Linked DNA regions of Homo sapiens: region 1 is linked to region 2. A link is a contact called in ENCODE Hi-C data. All regions are on one chromosome and are shown on one strand. Each heading gives the region's core, a stretch centred on a gene start or an enhancer-like site at or near the end of the contact. The rest is flanking DNA. Distances are from core to core; before and after follow the strand shown.

Region 1 (4,068 bases), core at 1,359-3,858, 5.8 Mb before region 2:
AAGGGCAGGATAAAAAATCTACATCTCAGGACTCTTATAAAGCTTGAGAAAACCCATGAAAAAAAAAAGTTAGAAACCTAACATTTGTTAACTCTTTCCCCTATGAAGGAGCATGAACTACTAAGTGCCAGTGATTGGAAATATCAATATTTTCTGCAGCAAAGATCAAAGAATTTGATTTGCTTAAAAAAATAATCAAAACCAAAATTTCCAACCCTTACACTTGAAAGCTCTTTTGTGGAGACAGCTGTGTCATTTGCCAATTAGGTTTATCATTTACAACAGCAGCAGAGTTAAACATATAGAGGGCTCACACTGTACAAAATTTAAACAATGATAAACAGGAGCACATTCATGTCAAAAAATTTTGAGGAGGTGTCATATTCTTGTGCAAAACTGCCCATCTTAAAAGGAAAACTACCATTTAAAGTAAAAATGTATGACAACTATAGGCTATGGCATATGCCTAAGTCCCATCTACTCAGGAGGCTAACGCAGGAGGACAGCTTGAGCCCAGGGGCTTGAGGCTGTAGTGCACTATGATTGTTCCTGTGAATACCCACTGTACTCCAGCGTGGACAACACAGTAAGACCTTGACAAAAAAAGAAGAAAGAAAAAGAAAAAAGAAAAAAAGTGGCTGGCAACTAAGTGCAATCTGGTATCTTAGAGTGAATCATGGGAACTGTAATCTGAACAAAGCCTTTAGTTAACAGTAATGTACCTATGTTAATTTCTTAGTTTTGACAAATGTGCAACTTTTCTATAAATCCTGAAGTATTCCAAAATATAAAAAGTTTTTTTAAAAAAAGTGGATGACAAAGTAATGACAAACATACACAGCAACTCTTACCACTTGATTTTGAATCTTCTGAGGACAAGTTGGCATTACAGCAAAGGCTGTGAAATCAGTCAATGCTTGCCAATTCTGCAACCTATTCTAAAGCATAACTCTACATGGAACACCTTGGGTTTATTAATATTTCTAACTTTTAAAGAGAAGTAACTTGTCCACTTTTACCTAGCATATTCTTGCAAAATACCGCCTTTATGGTAACTGAATATTGTTATTACAAAACCAGTACGTTTCTAACAGTTCTGCCTTTCTATTCTTGAATAAGACATTTACTCAATCAGAACATAAGCATCTCTTACCACATATAAGGTATAACATGAATTTGAAAGTCTAATAACAAGTGACATTTCTGAGCTTAGCGCTAAAGGCAAGCATAGCGTTCGATCTGTTTCGATAATAACACAGGCAGTCGAATTCTCTTACTTTAATCTACTACACAAAATTTAAAGAAGAGTTAATAAAGCGATGTAGAACTCAGTAGGGCATTTTTATTCCCAGGGTCAAATGATGGCCATTACTGACACAACTTTTTTTTTCCAAAAGTACACCTACATTTATCAGGAAGCATAATAAGTGTTTGTGAACTTTACTAGCTGTGTGTTCATCAAGATGGCTGAAGCTTTCACACACTGGAGTCTACAAGGAAAGAGTTTACTTGCATACCAGAAGGCAAATCTCATGCTACAAACTGGTGTCAAAGGTTTATGCCAGCACCAATTTCAGTGAGTACACCGTACACACATGCATTCATATACACGTTACTGATAATCTCAGTTGAGGCATTCCCTAACCCTTTTTAAATACACATGTGGAATTTAGAGAGCAGTTTTCAAACTTCAAAGGAACCTTAATCATCTTTTCATAGTTCAAAAAAGGAAAAAATAAACACAGCAATGCAGCAAAGTCATTTCTCCAGCTGAAATGACCTCCAGCTTCTTCGGGCTACTCCCAGTTTCGCAATAAGTGAATCTGAGACGCAAACCACGTACACACAAACGAAGTAGAAGCGGAGAACACTAAAGCTTCCCCAACAGTCCCGGCAAAACCCACCCGGCTTTTCTCAGTCCTCCCGCTTCCCCAGCCCTTCCCGTCTGCGTGCACGCACAGGTACCTTGACACAGACCAGGAAAAGAGAACAAGGATTAATTAGCAGCCAAAAATCCTGTTTTATCACTTACAGCCACTATCCAGGAAAGCGACGGTACTACTAACCTGATTTCAGGGAGGCAAAACTAAACCCAGCAGGGTACAGGAGCATAAATTATACGCGTCTGGAACGTCAACCCAGCAGCTCAAGGCAGCTCAGATGACAATTCAACGAAAAGGGTTTCGCAAATGTTATCTCAAATGAACATTTCCACTTCCAAACCACCCACCAACCTCTCCACTGTCAGTACCCAAATTTGCCTGAAGCAACTCGGGATATAAGCAGCAGCATTTCTTACCTTGTACAAATCTCGACATTTTAGGGGCTTAGTAAAATACTCCGGCTTTTTTTTTTTTTTTCTAGAGGAGTCACGCTACAGGGCAGGTCTCTCTTCCTCTCCTGCTTTAACAACCGATGTATTCTTTCTCCTCCTATATTTAACTACTTAAGGGAGTATTTATTCAAAGCGATTAAAACTGGCTCAAGAAAAAAGAAAAGAAAGAAAGAAACTCCTTCCCCAATTCCAAAAGACGGAAACTTGGTGCGACTGAGTCGGTTTGGGAACTCCTGAGCTCCGGACACAAATGAGGGCCAGCTGGAGACTCCCGGAAAAGGTAAAACCACACGAACTTAAATTTCTTCAATGAAAGAGGCGGACCTACAGCGGCTATTTCACCGCCCCCAAGTCCCCACGCCCTCCAGGGCTGTACTGCAGGAGGCACTGGCAGGCCGCGCCCCTAGCTGCCCCCTCCCCGCGCCGCCGTCCAGGCCCCAAACGCCTCCCCCGAAAACCCCGGTTAACAGCGGCTCCCGCCCAAGCAGGGGTCGGGGAGGCGGGCGAGGCCGGCCAGCGGGGGCAGTGCAACCATTTTCACCAGCCATAAACATCCTGGGACTAGGAGGCGCTACCAATTCCACGCTCTGGCTGGCCGACCGGTCGGGGCCTCAGCTCCCCGCCTTCCCGCCTCGAGCAGTGAAACCCGGCCGCAGCTTTTTCTCGGTAGGGGCCGAAGGCTACGCTGCCCCTCCCCCGCAGCGGACACTAAGGGGTCACCGGCTAGAGGCAGACCCGTGCACCGGCGCGGGAGTCCCAAGGGAGGGCACCGACCCTTCCCGTACATATTCTCGCCCCGCCTGCCCTGCGCTCCTCAGAAGCCCAAATTCCGCCTCCGAGACCACACAGCGGGCCAGCGAGAGCGGGAAACACACTCATCCAGGGGGTCGCCGGAAGCCCAACCCCGCCCCTCCTCAAGCCGCCAGCGAGACCCACCTTCCTCTTCCTTTAGCAGCTGGGAAATTGGGGGCGTTTATGGCGCCCCGGGAAGAAGGCTCGCAGGCTGAAAGTCACCTCTGAGGCGCCCTTCTCTCTCTCTCTCTTCCCTCACACATGCACACCTTGAGCCCCTCCCTAACGGTCGCAGCCCAGCTGCTAACCCCCCCTTGTCCACCCGTCAGCCGGCTCCCGACACCCACAGCCCCTACTTTCTCCTAAACACCTCCCCTCCCCCTCCATTCGGAGCAGCCCCTTCAATGCGGAAATGTCCCTGCCGCACGGACCGACAGGCGCAGCCGCCAGTCAGGAGCCGAGGCGGACGCAGGCTCTGGCCAATGAGACGTGTGGAGGTGGCAAGGGGCGGGGCGTTGCGGCACTTGAGAGCCCGTCGGAGTTGGGCACTGAGCAGTACGCGGGGATACCGCGCGTGGGAGCAGCACTTACGGCGGCGTTGCGGCCAGGGAAGCCTCGCCAGTATATCTCAGTGAGGGAGAGCACCTGAGCACGACTGGTTATTTTTCCAATCAGTAAAAATATTCCCGCTGACTAGGGACTAAAGAAAGCCCTGCGGATAGAGCCGGAGCTCCCCACCGCAGCTGCCCCGAGGGAGCCCAGACGCTTCTCAGGGGACGCTTGCTCCCCTCATCACATCTGGTTGGGGGAGGGTGAGGATGCGTTAGGGAGTAGGCATTGGCCTGTGTGGGCCAGCTAACAAAAGGAGGGTTTAGGCATTGAAGAAAGTGACAAGTGAAGGCTCCCTCACCGGAACCACCACCATCCCCATTGCCCCGGTT
Region 2 (4,101 bases), core at 1,404-3,903:
GACCACTCTAGATGCACGAGAGAGAAGTTAATTCATTTCACAGAATAGATGCCTTAAGTTTTATCTATGAATTCTCCAGTAGAGCCCAATTAAGAAATGACTAGACTCTTGTATTGCCTAAATATTGATTAAGATTCACAAACAGAAAGTGTTTTTATCTATACAGTTGTGGTTTCTCATCTGAAAAAAGCATGTTTCTAAGAAAACAAGCTCTCAAAAAAAAAGAAAGTTAGCATTTTGTCTGGCAGATTGTATAATTATGCTCTAAAAAGACTTCTAAGATTTACTCAGAAAAACATGGACAACAAGGAGTGGGTCAGTGATGTCTTGAACCTAGACACTGTACTCTATTATTACTTAATCGAGTACAATCATGAATTTTAATAAAGTACACATATGAATTCCATATTTCCATTCTTAAAATACCACTAAGTAATCACGGTTACAGTCACAGATATAAGAATAATTGTTAATTTAAGGTTTTACTTTACCTAAATATATCAATCCAAATCCTCCAGAGCCAATCTTCTTGCCCAGTACCCACTGATTGCCTTCCATATCATCCAGAACCTTGCCTTCTGGAAATGGAATAGGAAGTTTGTATTTTTCATTTCTTTTTGGTGGCATCACTTCTGTTGGCAGAAGGGGTGAGATAAATGGGTAAAAAGAAAAACAAACAAACAAAACTCTTAAAATACACTTCCCAAAATGTCTTCAATAGGGAACTTTCCCAGGTTCCCAGAAATTAGGATTCTAAAGTTAATTCAGTTTGGAAAAGCCCACACATTATATTCAAATTAGAAATTCACATACATTACAATACTGAGATCTAAGAGGTATAGATATTTTAAAAAAACAGAAGCAAACTAACCAAATTTCATCCAAAATTCATTTCGGGGTTCTATAGCACATATTAACAGTGCAGGACACACCTTAAGAAACACGAAATTAACAATTTCCAATGAAGAAAGAAAATAAATTTCATGTACATGGAAATATTGCTGTCACTGAGAATGTAAAATGTTAAAAGTGAGAAGGTCTTCAGTCACTAGAAAAGAACACAGGATTGGATTGGGAAGACACAGACAATGGCAATGGACATCTCACCACCGTGATACTAGGTACTCAGTAAACATTTGTTAAATGAGCCAGGGATTTTCACGGATATGTAACTTAGCAGAATACTAGGCCATCAGTTCTCGGGCTGCCAAAATATTCTCAGCATTTTGTCTTCTTACCCTCTTTCTCAGTTTATCACAGTGAAAACAGTCCTGCCTTAGAGATTACAACTGTGCCACCAACAACAAAAGCATAATCTCCACAGCACAGCCATGCAACTTTAATCAACTAATTATAATTGTACATAGGTTAGCAAATTTCTCAATGGGAAATTCTGAGTTAAAAGAGAAAATTTCTTAGGGGAAAATACATATGCCAGCATACATGCCTGAAAATAATTTAAATGTGAAGGTAACCATGATCCTCTAAGTATTTAAAACTATTAAGAGTTTCTGACATGAAAGTTAATTAAAAACGTATATACGTAAATGTAAAGTTTTCTTAATATAATCTTCCTAGCTTCCATAAAAGAAAGTATCTGTTTTTCCTTTAACGGGTTTTTCCTCCTTCACTTAACTGCTTTTTTACTTAGCAGTATTGTCCCAGGTAGAGTCGCTGCGTGTATCTTTAACAATATTCACCTTCCTCCTGATAGGCACACAAGGGCTGGGAATTTGGATGGTGAACTATGCCTAGAGCATTGATTGTATCATAAAGCAGGAAAAGTTTTTGTGGAGGTTTCCCTTGACCAGTACATTATATAGGCTGGTGCCTATTACAGATTTACTGATTTAAAACTTAAAGTCTCCAAAGTGTAAACTACTGATTAAGGAATAAATTCTAAATAATTATAAAAAAGATAAATACACTTTGGGGCAAGGCAGCGGCCTCAGGGCTTGAGGCGGTAAGGGAGACTCTACGAAATGTACATCCTGGGGGCGAGTCCCGAGTTCATCTGCCAAGGGAAACGACAGCCTCTCAGGGCCCGTCCCTGTCAGGGGTGTCCCTTCGGCTTCTGGGTACCTTCCCAGGGCTAAGATGAGTCCTCAACACGAGTTTCCGAGCAAACTGGTACCCAGGGGTTAACATGTGCCTGGGCTGACCTCCAACCCCGCCGCGGCCCCTGACCCTGCGGAAGGTAACGAGAAGCAGCGCGGCCCAGCCGCCTGGTCCGTCCGCCCTTAGCACGCCGGGGACCTACGGCCAACCCCGCGCCCCAACTTCCCGCCACAAGTTCTCTCTGCACCGGCAAAAAGAGAAACTCCACCCACTTTTCCGCTAACACGTCGGACCCGCTTTTGGCAAACGTGAGTAGAAGGGGACGCCTTGTTCTCACTCCCAGCGGGGAAAAAAGAACCAAACGCGGAAGCAGCGACTCTGCCCGGGCCGGAGCTGAGGCCCGGGGGCTGGGACGGCCCGGAGTCCCCGGCATCTAACTCCGACGGCAGCCCTTTTCCGAGCGGGGCCGCGGCTCCGGCACTGCAAGCGGAGGTGCCGCCCGCCACCCAAGACCCCAGAGCAAGAGACTGACCGGGCCTCAGGATCCCCCGTCGCCGGGCCGCGCGCACCGCCTCCTACCTGCCGCTGCGACGAGGCGGAGCCCCCGGGCCTACAGTCCCGCGGGGAGGCGGGCCCAGCACTCGAGCCTGCCCTCCCTAGGACCTGCCTAACTTCTCTCCAGCTGCGTCGGCCTCGCAGTGCAGCGGCCCGCGGAGCCTCACACAGGCCGCAGCCGGTTCCTTTCAGCGGCCTGTCCACGCCCCGGAGACGCCCAGGGGAAGGAGAGGGCGCGGCTACATGGGGAATGGGAGCTGTGTTACTACCTCCACCCTGGCCCGCCAGCGTCTGGACGAAGAACCGCCGCCAGACCAGTTTGGTACGAAATAAGCACGACATGCATTTGTGTAGGAGTGTTAGATCTCCTGTACCACAACCTGAGTACTACGAGCTTCCAAATGGCTAGTCCTTACCGAGCTCTCGCCGAGCAACTAACTATTGGTACTAGCGAAGACTCCAGTTAGGAGGGCCTGTATGTAACTCACCGCGTTTAAGTTCTCAAAGGCATATTGGTTCAGGACCTATTTCTGCCATTAATCGTAGGATAATTTAACACCGTAATTAACAAACTTCAGGTTTTTTTGTCTGTGAAATGGAAATAACCCTTGTTGTTAGATTATAAGGTTATTGGTTATAAGATTATGACAATAAGGTGAGGACTTTATTAAGCAGTTTTCTAATACATAAAGACTCATAGTGGCCAGGTGCGGTGGCTCACGCCTGTACTCCCAGCACGTTGGGAGGCCGAGGCGGGTGGATCATCTGAGGTCAGGAGTTTGAGACCAGCCTGGCCAACATGGTGAAACCCTATCTCTACTAAAAATACAAAAAATTAGCCAGGCGTGGTGGCGGACGCCTGTAATCCCAGCTACTCGGCAGGCTGAGGTAGGAGAAGCGCTTGAACCCAGGAAGCAGAGATTGCAGTGAGCAGAGAGCGCGCCACTGCACCCCAGCCTGGGCAGCAAGAGGGAAACTCAGTCTCGAAGGAAAGAAAAAAAAGACTCATAGTAAGCTTATATTTTAGACTAAACCAAACAAATGCTTAGACAAAGATTATTAATACGTCAGCATTCTACATAGTAACCACCAATAATTGGTTGGGATACAAATACTGAAAGGAAAATTAGAGCCCTTTAATGACTTTGATAGAATAAGGAATTGGGGCTCCCTACATCTTTCAGACTGTCACCAAAATGAAAGATGGCATGAGAAGACGTTTCTAAAAACAAACAAAAAAGTATTTTTAAAGAAACAGTCCATAGAATAATTGTGCCCTTAGTCATTCACTGGTCCAACAGTGTCCTTTCTTATTTTCTTAAGATATTTATATAACAGATGCATAATTACAGATATTTATGTAACAGATGCATAATAATCCTAATATCCATATTGGGTACTCTTTCCTCCTTTCCAAATTTGTTTAGCTTTCCACCACTTCCCCGGCTCCCTTTTGAGAAGAAACAACTCCAGTAGCAACCACAGCAG

What was found. A loop is a pair of places that touch in the nucleus more often than their neighbours do. Pooled maps may share reads with other maps.
Region 1: a loop to region 2 is called in a map of CD4-positive, alpha-beta T cell, with 13 times the contacts of the local background. The contact joins the promoter of UGP2 here to the promoter of VRK2 in region 2. A Hi-C loop is called at or near these places in 3 of 168 maps with a recorded cell type or tissue (CD4-positive, alpha-beta T cell and naive thymus-derived CD4-positive, alpha-beta T cell) and 9 of 50 pooled maps.

The regions. Positions count from the first base shown.
Region 1 is chr2:63,840,436-63,844,503 of GRCh38, reverse strand. UGP2 (UDP-glucose pyrophosphorylase 2) reads right to left here and starts at 2,608. Exons shown (of 10, transcript NM_006759.4): 1 at 2,300-2,608. The coding sequence starts at 2,318. It also overlaps a transcript of WDPCP not described here. RefSeq lists enhancers at 2,502-2,551, 3,422-3,601 and a silencer at 2,652-2,961.
Region 2 is chr2:58,045,358-58,049,458 of GRCh38, reverse strand. It overlaps VRK2 (VRK serine/threonine kinase 2), which reads right to left and starts at 2,653. Exons shown (of 13, transcript NM_006296.7): 1 at 2,591-2,653; 2 at 492-632. The coding sequence starts at 627. LOC107984043 (formin-2-like) reads left to right here and starts at 2,226. Exons shown (of 3, transcript NR_171623.1): 1 at 2,226-2,935. RefSeq lists a silencer at 2,401-2,670 and enhancers at 2,274-2,829, 2,821-2,940, 2,830-3,385.